2 separate regions of the Homo sapiens genome follow, and region 1 is linked to region 2. Evidence: chromatin contacts called from ENCODE Hi-C or POLR2A ChIA-PET data. All regions are on one chromosome and are shown on one strand. Each heading gives the region's core, a stretch centred on a gene start or an enhancer-like site at or near the end of the contact. The rest is flanking DNA. Distances are from core to core; before and after follow the strand shown. Region 1 overlaps THRB (thyroid hormone receptor beta). Region 2 has its middle 56 kb from the start of LINC00691.

Region 1 (6,582 bases), core at 1,345-3,844, 170 kb before region 2:
TTCTCTCTCTTTCCATCTCTATCTAATTTTTATTTCAAACCATTTACAAATAAATTGTAAATATGGTTCCATAGCATTTTTGGTCATACAAAAGCTTTTAATTTATATAGAATGAGTTCTATTGAGGTGTCATTTATGATTTATTTCTTTGTTGTCAAGCTTAGTAATATCTTCTGATGAGTACTGAGGGACAGACCTCAATGGGCTCTTTGGAATGTGTTAGCACTTTTATTTCAACATGTAGTTCTTTTTAATTAGACGCAGGAATGACTTGCTTAAGGTTGAGGATTTTTCTCTCTCATACTTACCTTTAACACTTGCATTGTTACCTTTGTGCACCAAACACTCACACAAAGTGGTGAGCCTCTGAGGCAAGGGAGGGGCAAACCTGATTGGTGGAGGTCCTTCTGTCCCTTCTCCCAAACTCAGGACAGTCAATCCCCAGGCCTTAGGACTGATTACAGGTGTAGATGAAGTAATAACAGAAGCCAAAGGAGAGCAACGATGCAGAATGCCAACACGACCCTCGGCTCCGCTTCCCACAGTGCCATAGAGCTGGGAGGCTTTAGATAGATGGACACGCTCCTGGCATAGCCATTCTGAAGGGAAATCTGGAGGTTTATTGCAATTTCTCCTGAATTCCTGTCTCCCCAGATGTGACCAAAAATAAAACTTGGCCTTGGATTCCATACAGCCATCTATACACATTACGAATGCTGCCATGAATAGTTTGGCAGAAAGAAAAATAGCCCAAATAGCTAGCTCTACTGTTGGCTAAGCTTTGATTTTATTTCTTCAGTATTTAACCACACAATGTGATGGGGGCCTTTTTGCTCCTCCCTCTGCATGCTGTCACTTCTAAAAGAAATAAAAATCTCACTGCAAGTAGGCTAGAAAGGAAGCATCTGTCTTCCCCCAAATTCCTTGAGGGCAGAAGGGAGGCTATTACACACATCACACAGAAAGTCTTTAAATTCATGCTCAGACATCTCTCCCACAGATCCATGCCTCACAGGAACTGCTGAAACCTCACATCCTCTTCTCCCTCTCTCCCCAGAGGCTAAAACCCTGATGAGTCGGCTGTACACACTGCCTCCCCTCCCCGCTGCAGTCAGGAATCTGGACCCTTCGCTCCCCTCCCTCTTCTCCCCACTACTACCTCCACCTTCAAGACTGTGAGCCTCTTCTCTCCACTTCCTCGATATGTATTTCCTTTTAAAACCCCACTCAGCAAAATAAACAGATCTTCCTTGGGACCTCACTTACCTTGGAAAGCAAAGGAAGGGAAAACCATAAATATTTGTCATCTTACTTTTTTTTCCTGTCACACACAAATTGGTAGAAGAGGATGAAAATCACTCCATGGCTTCCATCCAGACTAGGGAAGAGAGGAGACCAGCACCTCAGTTCACGAGTTTCTCTAGTTTCTGCCATAATAAGGGGCAAATCAAGAGACCACCAGGAAGAATTTCTGTGCAGCTAATACATCACCTTTTTCTTTAAAACAAGAGCAAATGCTCCTTTTTTCCTCATGAAACAAAGAACGGTAACTCTTCATGTGGTATGACTGGGTAAAAGATGCCCTATAGGCTACATGAAGAAGGACTGGTCCTCTTGTGCTCTGACTGTCTCTGTCCTCCTTTCATCCCTCCTGTTTAACTTCCTGAGCTTCTCTTGGAAGAGAAACTTACTACAGAAAAGTAGGGAGCTTTCTGAAAGAGACCAGATTAACAAAATCTCACCAAATCCAGACAGACTAGCGAAAACCTTCCCTCAAATCTCCCAGCAACTCTTAGACAATTACTTCTAGAACAACTTCAGTTTCCAAATTTGAGCAGCTAGGTAATCAGGAAGTTGAAATGTCAAAAGGACAAGACTTTATAGAGAGTAGAAGGTGGGAGCAGAAGAGTGAAAAAAAAATTCTTTCTCAGCAACCCCTGTATTCTTCCTAGAAGTCACCCTTTACAGAAGGCACCCTTTACAAAGCTGGCTTCTTCTCATACCCCAACCACAATCATCATCACACCAACCTCCACTATGATCATTGCCTCCCACATCATCATCCCCATTATCCCCACCATCACCACTCTGCTAAACTCATCTCAGTCTCCTGCAAGCCCTGCTGTAACCAAGAGCTGTCCAGCACATCTCTACCTAACTTTTTTCCTAACAGTCACAAATAACAGCTATAACTTAACAAGGTTCTGTTATGTGGGGATGTATCTTCCTCTCTAGTCTCCTAAATGCCACTAAAGTCCACAGCAGTTGCACATATATAGGTGCAAATCCCTTCAAAAGAAAACAATTTTCCCAACCAGAATTTGGTTTCTAATGACTATATGGTGTTATTTTGTTTGCAATGAGCCAAGAGTTATTTTTATACGGCACCACCACCTGCCACCATTGCCATCTGAAAAGTCCCAGGCGCTTGTTTTATCCATCTTTGCTTTTCTTTCAAGTCTTGGCTATGATGACATTCTCGCTCTGGAATCTGGCTGTGTTGTAAAAAGGAAACTAGTGTGGAATGCCAGTTCCCCAAGCCTGCAGAGTGCAGATGCTTTCTTGTCTTGGTTCTGTAACTGAACTGAGTCATTTTCTCTAAGCCATGGTTCACACATTAGCAGGCTGAAGCCAATGTGGTGAAGTGTCTTGCCCAGGGCCGCCACAGCAGACTGTTCAGTATTTGGACCATCAGTTCCCAAAGACTGGGAAACTGTGGGTTAAATGGCTTCAAATGGTGATTATGTTTCTTTCTTTTTTTTTTTTTCTTTTGTTTAACCTTGACTGAAGTTCTTTGTCTTTTTCATGCTGCATTTCCAAGGAAGATGTATTAAGCATTCTTTCTTCTCCTTTTTAGTAAGCTGAGACCAAATTAATAAAATCTCAGCAAATTTAGTCAGATTAGCAAAAACCTCCCTCAAAACTCCTAGAGATTCGGACAATTGCTTCTAGAACAACTTCAGTTTCCAAAATGACAGCCAGGTGACCAGAAATTTGATCCCTCTCTTTGAAAGAGGACCTAAGTTTGTCCTGCTCAAACTTGGCTGCATATTAGAATCCCTCTGGGAGCTTTCTTTTTGAGACAGGGTCTCACTCTGTGGCCCAGGCTGGAGTGCGGTGGAATGATCTCAGCTCACTGCAACCTCCACCTTCCAGGCTCGTGTGATTCCCCCATCTCAGCCTCCCGAGTAGCTGGGACTACAGGAACTCACCACCACACCTAGCTAATTTTTGTATTTTTTGTAGAGATGGGGTCTTGCCATGTTGCCCAGGCTGGTCTCAAACTCCTGGGATCAGCTGATCCATCCCCCTTAGCCTCCCAAAGTGCTGGGATTACAGGCATGAGCCACCACACCTGGCCACTCTAGGAGCTTTTTAAAGTCCTGATGTCCATGCCATCCTAGACCAGTTTAATAGTAATCTCCAGGTGGGGGCCCAAGACTCAGCATTCTTTTAAAACTGTCCAGGTAATTCTAAAGTACAACCCAGTGGGACACAGTGGTTCTCAACCCTGCTGCCTATTACACATCAGCTGGAGATCTGTTAAAAAATACCAGTGTCTGGGCCCCACCCCTAGAGATTCCAATTAATTGGTGTAAGGTGAAACCTCTGGTAGCTTTGTTTTTTTAACTCCTCAAGTGATTCCGCTACGCATCTGGTGTTAAGGAAAGAGCTGTTGTTCTCAAACTTGGTGGTGGGATCAGAATCACTGGGAAATTTAGCTTAAAAAGAAAAAAGTTCTATCCAACCATCTTACCTAATGACAAGTGCCTTGGCTTTTCTTGTGCCTAATTAGCTCTCCAGGTGATTCTGATGCACACAGAAGTTTGAGAATCACTGATGTAGAGGGTTTTGTTTTTTCCACAGAAAATGTTAGTTTGGCCATCTGAGTACCTACAAAAAAATCTAAAATATTACCCTTTAATCTAGGCCTAACCTGACCTAGGGTGGGCAAATTGAAATGTAATTAGTGATGCTCTACTCCTGAGGACTGTGTAGGTGTCTGTTGTTACTTTTGCCCACAAATGACAAACTCATGGTTCCTGAAACCATGCATTTGACCAGTGAACATCAGCATCTTCACTTACCCAAATGGCTCATCAGAACAGCAAACTCTCCAGCTCAAATGATCACAAAGTCCTTCAGGCCTGCACTCCAAGGCCAGCATTTTTCATTGAAGTAATGGAACAGTCATGAGGAAACTTGTTTCTCTGTCCCACAAATGATTTGATAGGCATCGAGTTTAAAATCCTATTTTTTTGTTTTTGTTTTTTGAGACAGGGTCTCACACTCTGTCACCCAGGCAGTGGTGTGATCACAGCTTACTGCCATGGAGACAGTGACCTCCTCCTCCCAAGGAGACCTCCCAGACTCAGTTAATCCTCCCATCTTAGCCTTGTGAGTAGCTGGAACCACTGGCACACACCACCACACTCAGCTAAATGTTTTTATTATTATTATTTTTTGCAGAGACAGGGTCTCACCATGTTGACCAGGCTGGTCTTAAACTCCTGGGCTCAAGCAATCCGCCCACCTCGGCTTCTCAAAGTGCTGGAATTACAGGCATGAGCCACCACGCCCGAGCTTAGAATGCTATTCTATGCTGCTTTAATGTATTGTCTTTAGATGTGTGGTACTTTTGGTTATGGGAAGAGGTATTTATATACTTATTATTTTTAATTTTTTTAAATAAATGAGAGGACTTCCATTTTGGGGTCTGAAGAGAATATAGCACTCTGGTGAGCAGTCCCCATAGGGTTATTGTTCTCAGCCTGATCTACATGTTTAACTCACTTGGGGAAATCTTAAAAATCCCAATGCTGAAAATGCTGAACTTTTCTCAAAGGATTGTGGTGAGGATGTAAGATTTATATAAATCACTTAACATAGAGTCTGGAGCACTGGGGCACAACATACAACAGCCATTATGAGGGAGTACCTGGCACATAGTAGATACTCACTAACTTAATTTACTGTGGAGAAAACAGCCAACAGAATTACGATCCTACAATGGAAAAAAAAAACAAATGTAAATGAGTGTTTGTACTTTTTTAAGAAGTTTGTTTTGCAGCTAACCTTAAATGTCTATAGCTTTGCTTAGCCCATTCCCATAATTCATGTCTTCTCACTAGTGTCACATACAAATTTAGCACCCTAGCTAGAATTTTCTAAAAGAATTTTCCGTACAGCTAAGGACTTTTCTTTTTAAAAAAAAAAAAAAAAAAAAGAGAGAGAGAGAGAGAGACAAAAAATTTATTTGTTATTCTTTATGGAAATTTTTTTTTGTTTTTTGTTTTTTTTTGAGACAGAGTCTTACTCTGTCGCCCAGGCTGGAGTGCAGTGGCGCAATCTCGGCTCACTGCAAGCTCCGTCTCCTGGGTTCAAGCCATTCTCCTGCCTCAACCTCCCGAGTAGCTGGGATTACAGGTGCCTGCCACCATGCCCAGCTAGTTTTTTTGTATTTTTTAGTAGAGACGAGGTTTCACGGTATTAGCCAGGATGGTCTCGATCTCCTGACCTCGTGATCCACCTGCCTCAGCCTCCCAAAGTGCTGGGACTACAGGCGTGAGCCACAGCACCCGGCCAGGAAAGATATTTTTAATGAAGCAGTAATCTAAACATAAGATTTGAAGCAAACAATTCGGGCAAAAGGAAGTAGATAGTTTTTCATACAATCTCTTCCTTTCTGCAATCCCTGATAAAATAAGCATCTTTAAACATTTGTTGCTATGATTATTATTGTTGCTTAATTTTTTAACAGGCATCAGTTCCTAGGCCAGACAAGGCAAGGGACCACACCACACAGTATTTTCCTGAATGCCTAGCGTCCTGCAGGATGGAGGACTTAGCATGATACAATCACATCATGTAGGAAGTCATAGCAGAAAATGGGAGGGGAAACATACCTTCCCACTACTGCCAATAAAATGTGTTTAAAAGCACTGGCTTCCCTTAATTCAATTTCATTTTACTTGCTTGGTGTCAAATTGTGATTTTCAACATTTTTTTTTTTTGCCAAGATCCTCTTATTTTCTCCCAACACACACGTCCCTTGAACCCCGTGCTTTCAAACATCTTACCTGCCAAGCCACTTTTATGAAGTAATAGCATTCATTGACTGGTTTTTAATCATCAAAGACATATTTGGTTACTAATCTGATGTTTTCAATGAGCAGGATGAAATGATCAATGTTCCCACGCTATACAGATGTATAGAAAAATTTCTATATCTTTTTCAAAAATCTGAAGGCATTTTTCATGGAAGTGTCACAGACTGCCTCATATTATTGTACAACTTCCCTTGGGCCTTTTCAAACTTTTTAAATGGCTCATAGTTTCCTCTGACGCTGCTTTTATAGACCTCAGGTTAGAAACATTTGAAAAAGAAAATTCTGAATATTCTTGTACCCCAATTTTCTCAACTCTAAGTAGGATTACATTCTTATATTAATTAAATATTATATTAATATCTTATAATTCTTATAATATTTATTATTTTAATATTATAAGAGTGTAATTCCTACTTAGGGTTGAGAAAACTGGGGTACAAGGACTATGGAACCATAAATGAAGCCATCAGAA
Region 2 (7,413 bases), core at 1,561-4,060:
AAAGATTTACTATTTGGCCTTTACATAAAAAGTTTAAATTAAAAATTTAGTCTAAATTTTAAGAAAATAAGAAATCATATTTTTCACACAGTAGATTGGAAGCAAAAACAGGTGGTAGGGGAAAGAGATCCTTAAACTGGGCATGCTGACCTTAATAGGCAGTGGCCACTGTTGGTCTGATATTGAGGAAGAAGACTTAAAAGCTTGAAAAGGAGTCCCTGTGATTGAACTGTCAAATAAGTGGGCTTTGGAAACCCCCTTGCCTCAATGGCAAACAACTCTGAAGGGCCAAGCCTGCTCCAGAGCTCCCAAAGGACTGACTGAAGCCCTGGTTACAACCATGTTTGTATCAGCTTCTCCCTCTGCTCAATCCTGTCATCCTCACTTCCTTTCAGGTGTATCTCCCAAAAGCAATCATTCTGCAAGCAACTACCCACTTCAGTGTCTGTTTCCAAGGAACCCAGTCAAAGACAGTGTATAAAGAACATGGCAATTGGCATTTGCCTCAGTCTTTAAGCCTTCAAACAACTCGATAAACACTTGTGGATCACCTCCTAGACTCACGGCACTACACCAGGCACTATAGGAAATTACAAAATGGGCAAGATGCAATCCCTGTCCTCAAGAATCTGGCAAATTACATATTGTCTATGGCTGCTGTTGTTCTACTTAAGGTGATTAAAACTACCTAAGGATAGGATATACTGCTGAAGGTATTATAAGATGAGGTTCATTGTCACCGCCACTGTAGATGGCTTGGGAGAGGGAACTAGGGATGAGGTTCCATCAGCTGCCCAACATCCAGTTGAGGGAAACGGACAGATATAATGGAAACAGTGTTTGGCCAGGAGCTTCGAAGATGGAGTAGGAGTTTAAGATGGATGAAAACAACAACATAGGAAGAAACATAAGGAAGAGACTAGATGCAGGAGCAGAAAGTGAAGGTTGTATTTTGGAGATTCAGCCACAGCCCAGTTTGTCTGAAGCTTGGAATGGGGCAGGGGAAGACTCTTTTTGAAAGATATGTTTAAACCAGCTCATGGAAGTTCTTGAACACTAAGCCAAAGAGTTTATTTAAAACAACAGGAAATAATAATGATTTTGAGCAGAAGCAGGGTGACCACTGATTTTGCCCTCCAAACTAGCAATGTTGAGGGTCAAAGATGGCATTATCAATTACCATCTAGGACAGCAGATGTAAACCAAGACTATTCCATGCAAATGAGGATGGTCACCTGAGCAGGAGGACAATGTGATTAGAGCTGTTCTTTAATATAATTAATGCAGTAGTGTATCAGTTAGCCATTGCTATATAACAAACTGCTCCAAAAGACAGTGACTTAAAACAAGAATATCACGAGGTCAGGAGATCGAGACCATCCTGGCTAACACGGTGAAACCCCGTCTCTACTAAAAATACAAAAAAATTAGCCGGGCGTGATGGCGGGCGCCTGTAGTCCCAGCTACTCGGGAGGCTGAGGCAGGAGAATGGCGTGAACCCGGGAGGCGGAGCTTGCAGTGAGCCGAGATTGCGCCACTGCACTCCAGCCTGGGCCACAGAGCGAGACTCCGTCTCAAAAAAAAAAAAAAAAAAAAAAAAAACAAGAATAATTTATTAACTCTAAATTCAGTGAGTTGGCAATTTGGACAACACTCAGTTGGGCAATTCTACTGCTCTTGCCTAGGCTTATACAGCTGCATTTGATTGCAGATGCTGACTAGTCTAGATAGGCTTAGCTGGCATATACAGCAGTTGGTGCTGGCAGTCAGATGGTGGTGAATGTCCAATGAACTATGTGCCTCCAATAGATCAGCCAGGTTTTTCCCATGGTACCAGGAGTCCCAGCAGTGAAAGAAGGCAAGCTCCTATGTGGAAATCCATCTCAAGCCTCTGCCTGTGGCACATTTGCTATTGTCTCATTGGCCATAGCAAATTAAATAGCCAAGAACAGAATCAGTGTGGGAGAGAACTACAAAGCCTTAGGGACAGGGAGTGGAATTTCACTGGCGATTTTGCAAACATTCCACCACAGATAGTAGTGTCTGCATTGGATTGAAGGAATAAGACTAAACATGGAGAAAACAATTCAAAAATAATTATGATAGGGATCATATTTCCAACATTATTTTGTGATGTTCAAGGGATTCTACTTTTATTACTACATGCAACTCTTACACATTCCTATGAAAAAATTATTATCCTCATTTTGCAGACAAAACTGAAGCTTAGAGAAATTCAATAACTTTAGCCAAGATTGCAAAGCTAATAAGTGGTTTAGGCCAGGTGCGGTGGCTCACACCTGTAATCCCAACAGTTTGGGAGGCTGAGGTGGGTGGATCACCTGAGGTCAGGAGTTTGAGACCAGCCTGACCACCATGGAGAAATCCCATCTCTACTAAAAATACAAAATTAGCCAAGTATGGTGGCACATGCCTGTAATCTCAGCTACTTGGGAGGCTGAGGCAGGAGAATCACTTGAACCTGGGAGGCAGAGGTTGCAGTTAGCTGAGATTGCGCCGTTGCACTCCAGCCTGGGCAACAAGGGCAAAACTCCGTCTCTCTCTCTCTCTATCTCCCTCACACACACACACACACACACACACACACACACACACACGTGGTGTAGCTGGATTCAAACCCAGCCAAACTGGATCCAGAGCACAAACACTTACTCACCTAGTCATACCATCACCTTGCCACTAAGCCAATGTACAAGGGATAATGAAAGTCTGAAGCAGAGTGCTGGCAGTGAGAGAGAAAAGGAGGGTTTGAAACATAAAAATCAGTAGAATTTATTAACTAACTGGATGTAGGAGTTAAGAAAGAAGGATGACTCAAAGATGAGTCAGAGTTCAAACCAGCATGGCAGAGGAAGGCATGTGAAACCAGATGTTAAATTAGAAGTTTTGATTGAGGCCCCAAGATATGAGAGAAACTAGATACCAACAGAGATGTGTGAGACAGACCAGCTAAATACAAACACAAATTAATTTAGCTGATAGGAAATGCAAATTTTCAAGTGAAATGCTGGAGAATCAGTTATACACCTCTTGGGGATCCTCATTCAGTTCAAGGACATAAAAGACTCAAGAGAGTTGAAATCTGAGAAAAATTTGTGAGAATGTATTTCGAAGAAGCCTTGCTGTGAGTAGTAGCCAGCCATCTAAGGGAAGGTATAAGAGAAACTTTCCCTTCAGCCTAACCCAGTAACAGGGCCTTTGTAGGCACTGCTCAGACACTTTGACATGGTTCAGAGTCTGCCTGAGAAAACTAGAGCATTCTTTGGCTACAGACTAAAGAGCCATAGCTGGGTAGTAATTAAACTTTCCTCATATCAAAGACATGGGATCCTGGGGATCAGATGTGGAACCTGCAGCAGGAACATGAGCCTGGGGCTATTATAAAAGGGATTTTGCCCTAGAGAATGGCCTTCCAGGCCAGGGGAGCCCAGCAATAATAGCCTGGAGAATGTATTAATACCTTGGTGTCAGAATATCCTTGGGTATCAGCAGCTGCCATTGATGGAGAGGCATCATTCACCTCCTAGGGGTCATAGAGGTGCCAGAATGGGATTTGCAAAGAGCCCACAGCAGTGCCCACAAAAAAAAGAGCCAAATGTAAACATCCGCCCAGCCCAGAAAGCATGAAGCCATCTCATGGTAATGTCTATTAAGTGAAAATGTACCTTTCCTTACGTATTTCTAGTCTCTTCAGTGTTGGTGGATTCAGGAGCTGCAGCTGGGGAGTCTAGGAGGCGGTGAGAGAAAAGTAGAAGCTGATCATACCCTTACCCCCAAAGGAATGCTCCCCTGGCCCCTACAGCTAGCCCTCGTCGGACAAAGAAGTGCTTAATGAAAACTGATATGTTAAGGTCTTAGACTGGACATTCTAATTTCTGTAACAAGACTGTGTCTTGTGACAAGCTTTCTATTATCTGAGAATGAGTAGAGGAGTTATCAGCCTCCTCTACCCCCTGGCAGAAGATGGACCACTTACTTGTTCAGAAGTTAAAAGAAACAATAAGTTATAAAAATAACTCTTGGTTTACACCCTGAAAGTGATGCCCATTAAACACCTCCATTAACAGAAATTGGGAAGTAAAGAGAAGTAGCTGATTTGAGGAATAAAAATAGAAAGATGGCAGAAATGAATTTGCATCTTGGCAGAGAGGTTGAAACCAGTGACAGAAATATAAGGGTCATCTGCTTAGAAGTAGTAGCTGATGCCGGGGAGTAATAGGTATTGGAGGGAGAAGGTAGACAAAGGAGGGTCAGGACAAAGTTTTGATTGATGGTTACAGAAATTAGAAAAGGTTTGGAAAATTCACTGAGAATAAATCAATATGGCATCAAGTGCTTATGAAAGACCACTAGACACCAGTAAATTCTCCCTAAGCATCAAAAGCAAGCCTGTGTGGTGTAACCACTCTCTAGTCTCATGCCTTTCTCCAGCAAAGTCACAAGTGAGATAGCCAGGCCTGGGCACTGTGTCATCAATGAATGGCTGACTTGGCACAGTGGCAGGAAAGGTAATGAGCTAGTACACAGGAAAGGGCCAAAAGTCAAGAAGTTACAATGTGAATGCAAAGAATAGCCAGCAGAAGTGAGGACATGACAGAAGGGGAAAATAGGCCATGGTTAAGAGGACAATTCCAAGTTTTAGATCCTGGGAGTGGTTCCATTTCAAGTGATGATGAGATTGATGCCATGGAGGGCATAGGGACAGGAGACATAGAGCTGGGGCTTCAGGTGTTAAGAAGAGCCACCAGGAGGAACATCAAAATCACCAAAGATTATGGCAGGAGATTAGGCAAGGAGAAAGATCATAAATTTTGATCTAAAGTCAGCCAACTTGGCTGGGCTCACACACCTGTAATTTCAACAGTTAGGGAGGCTGAGGCAAAAGGGCAGAAGAGTTCAAGGCTGTAGTGAGCTATGATTGCACCACTGCACTCCAGATGGGTGACAGAGTGGGACCCTGTCTCTAAAAATAAATAATAAAAAATAAAGTCTACCAATTTGTCTGATGCTGCTTAAGAAGCAGAAAATTAAGGGTCATATTTTTTAAAGATTTCCATTTTTAAAAAAATGTATACAACTTTTAAATTGGAAGCATTAAAAGGATTAAGCTTCTCCAGTGGTAGAGTGTTCATGGCAAAAAATACAAATTTAAAGGATAAAATAAAACAATTAAGTGTCCATTATCTGTAGAATAAATGTAGAATCCTTTAGTCCCCAGGTGATATTGGAAGATATGAGCATTATTGGAATTTTTTAAGATTATCTGAATCGACAGATAATCTGAGATGATCTGTAGAAAAACAGAAACTCGAAGTATCTTTAATCACGGCAAATTAAAACCATTGAAAGAATGCACAACCCTCAGCCTTTATTGGCTTTACATTTCAGATGATCTTTCAGTGATTTACCATTGTTATCTCAGAGGCTTAATTTTTATGGAGTTTCTACTATATGCCAGGCATTGCCAATATAAAGATAAATAAATCTTAAGAAGAAAGAGTTTAGCGGGCTGCAGTTGCCAGACTTAGCAAATAAAAATACAGGATACCTTGCTAAATCTGAACTCAGATAAACAATGAAAACATTTTAATGTAACTATGTCCCAAGTATTACGTGGAACATTTATTCTAAAAAAAAAAACGATTTGTTGTTTGTCTGAAATTCAAATTTAACTGGGCATCCTATATTTTATCTGGAAATTCTAATTTAGTCCTTTTTTGTCTGCAATAAAAGGGCTTTAGCCAGAAGACATTTTGAAAGCAAGTAGTAAAAGAAACAATTATAATCTATGTTTTGCCAACTCTTTGTATTGCTCTCAGTTACACAGGACAGAATCTAGTCACTCTAAACAGCCCTTGATCAGGTAACCTCCCTAGTCATATGTCCTGATGGCACACTGTACTTTTTCACAGGGATACTGTCGTATTCGTCTAGGGTAAAAGCTAATCTGTCATAATAACAACAGTGGGGTGGGGCCAAGGTTGGCAAGGCCACACCCAACATAGCCTTGTCACATCTCTATGTCAGTTGTCTGCTTAAATTGTTACCATTTACCTGCCAGTGAGAAAGGAGAAGAAAAAACATAGAGGGGAGCCAGTTTTCATTGTAAGGCTGGGACCTGGATGTGGTGCCCATCACTTCTATGAGCCTGAGCTGATTGGCGTGGCCACTCCTAGCTGTAAGGGAGGCTGGGAACTACACTGCCCTCTCCAACTGCCTGCCCTGCTCCTGCTCCAGGATGCCCCGTGTTACTGAAAAGAAGAGGGTAAACGGGGATGGGGGCAATTAGAAGTCTCTGCCACTGCTTATCATAATGGTAACTAGATCCTTAGTGTGTAATTATTAATGACTCCCCTCCCCATCTAGACTGTAAGCTCCCAGAGGGCAGGGGTATCCAGCTAGTCCACCACTCTATCTCCAGGACCTATGACCCTTTCTAGAAACATTTCATAAATGTCCGTGGAGAGAAGAGAGGAAGGGGTAAAGCAAGAAAAAGGGAATGTCTTCCCCCTCTTTGCCCTCAACTCTTTGTGCTTAAACTAGAGCTCTATGAGGCCCTCCCCTGGCTTCTGCCCACTGCTCTCATCTGAGGATTCAGCTCTGCTCTACTCTCCTCCCTCCCTGTCTCTGGGTCCTGGAGGACGGCTTCTGCTCTCAGCTACATAGGCCCAAAAACACTCTGTGTGTCTCCATCTGTCCACATGGGCACTTGGCTCACACTCGCCTGGCCAACGAACAGTATATACCTTTGCTATAGGACTCTCCTCCAACCATCTGTTTCTCATTTGTTCAGCCTCAGCATTGTGACCCCCTCAGTAACACACGAGATTCTAATTCTAATTTTGCCACAACCTCCAATGAACGAATGTTCCTCATTTTGAAGGGACTGACAAGAGGCTCCAATTGGCATTTCATGTGCCTACATTCTATATGGGGTGGAATTTTCCAATTGCCTAGAACAGCTGCAATGACTAAGATTTGAGACAAAGTTTGACTCTTTAAAACATCATACAGCTTAACAGAGAGAGTAGACATTTGGAGACAGCTGTATGTTCACCTACCATCTCAACCACTTTTTACCTGTGTGACTTAGGAAAAATTACTTAACCTCCATGAATCTAGATTTCCTCATCTGGAAAACTTGAATAAAATGATACCTATTTATAGGGTTTTTGTGAAGATTAAGTAACATACATGTTTTATTTAATGTTTGGTATTATGTGAGTGTGATGGTTGTTTTTTTTAATGGCCATAAATCCCTCACACTACTCCCATTAGAAGTGAAATATATCCCTTCTCCTATTGACTTTGGGTGGGCTTATGACTGCTTTAAGCAGTAGAGTATGATAGGAGTGATCTCCAAGGCTGGGGCAAAAAAAAAGCCTTTCAGAG

What was found. Hi-C counts contacts between places; a loop is a spot of excess contacts on that map. ChIA-PET counts read pairs that join two places held with the same protein, here RNA polymerase II (POLR2A). Pooled maps may share reads with other maps.
Region 1: a map of IMR-90 shows a loop between it and region 2 (3-fold over the local background). The contact joins two enhancer-like sites. A Hi-C loop is called at or near these places in 2 of 168 maps with a recorded cell type or tissue (IMR-90 and PC-9) and 1 of 50 pooled maps. POLR2A ChIA-PET finds 5 or more read pairs at or near these places in 1 of 52 experiments (OCI-LY7).

The regions. Positions count from the first base shown.
Region 1 is chr3:24,216,988-24,223,569 of GRCh38, reverse strand. The region is part of intron 4 of THRB (thyroid hormone receptor beta); the gene reads left to right. Among named protein-coding and RNA genes, the nearest start is that of THRB-AS2, 69 kb to the right of the region's middle. Within about 2 kb of position 2,594, at least 8 of the 41 ENCODE cell types and tissues checked have a DNase peak (open chromatin) inside an H3K27ac peak, as active enhancers do; they include PC-9, where a contact is called at or near this core.
Region 2 is chr3:24,043,493-24,050,905 of GRCh38, reverse strand. No RefSeq gene overlaps it. Among named protein-coding and RNA genes, the nearest start is that of LINC00691, 56 kb to the left of the region's middle. Within about 2 kb of position 2,810, at least 6 of the 41 ENCODE cell types and tissues checked have a DNase peak (open chromatin) inside an H3K27ac peak, as active enhancers do; they include PC-9, where a contact is called at or near this core.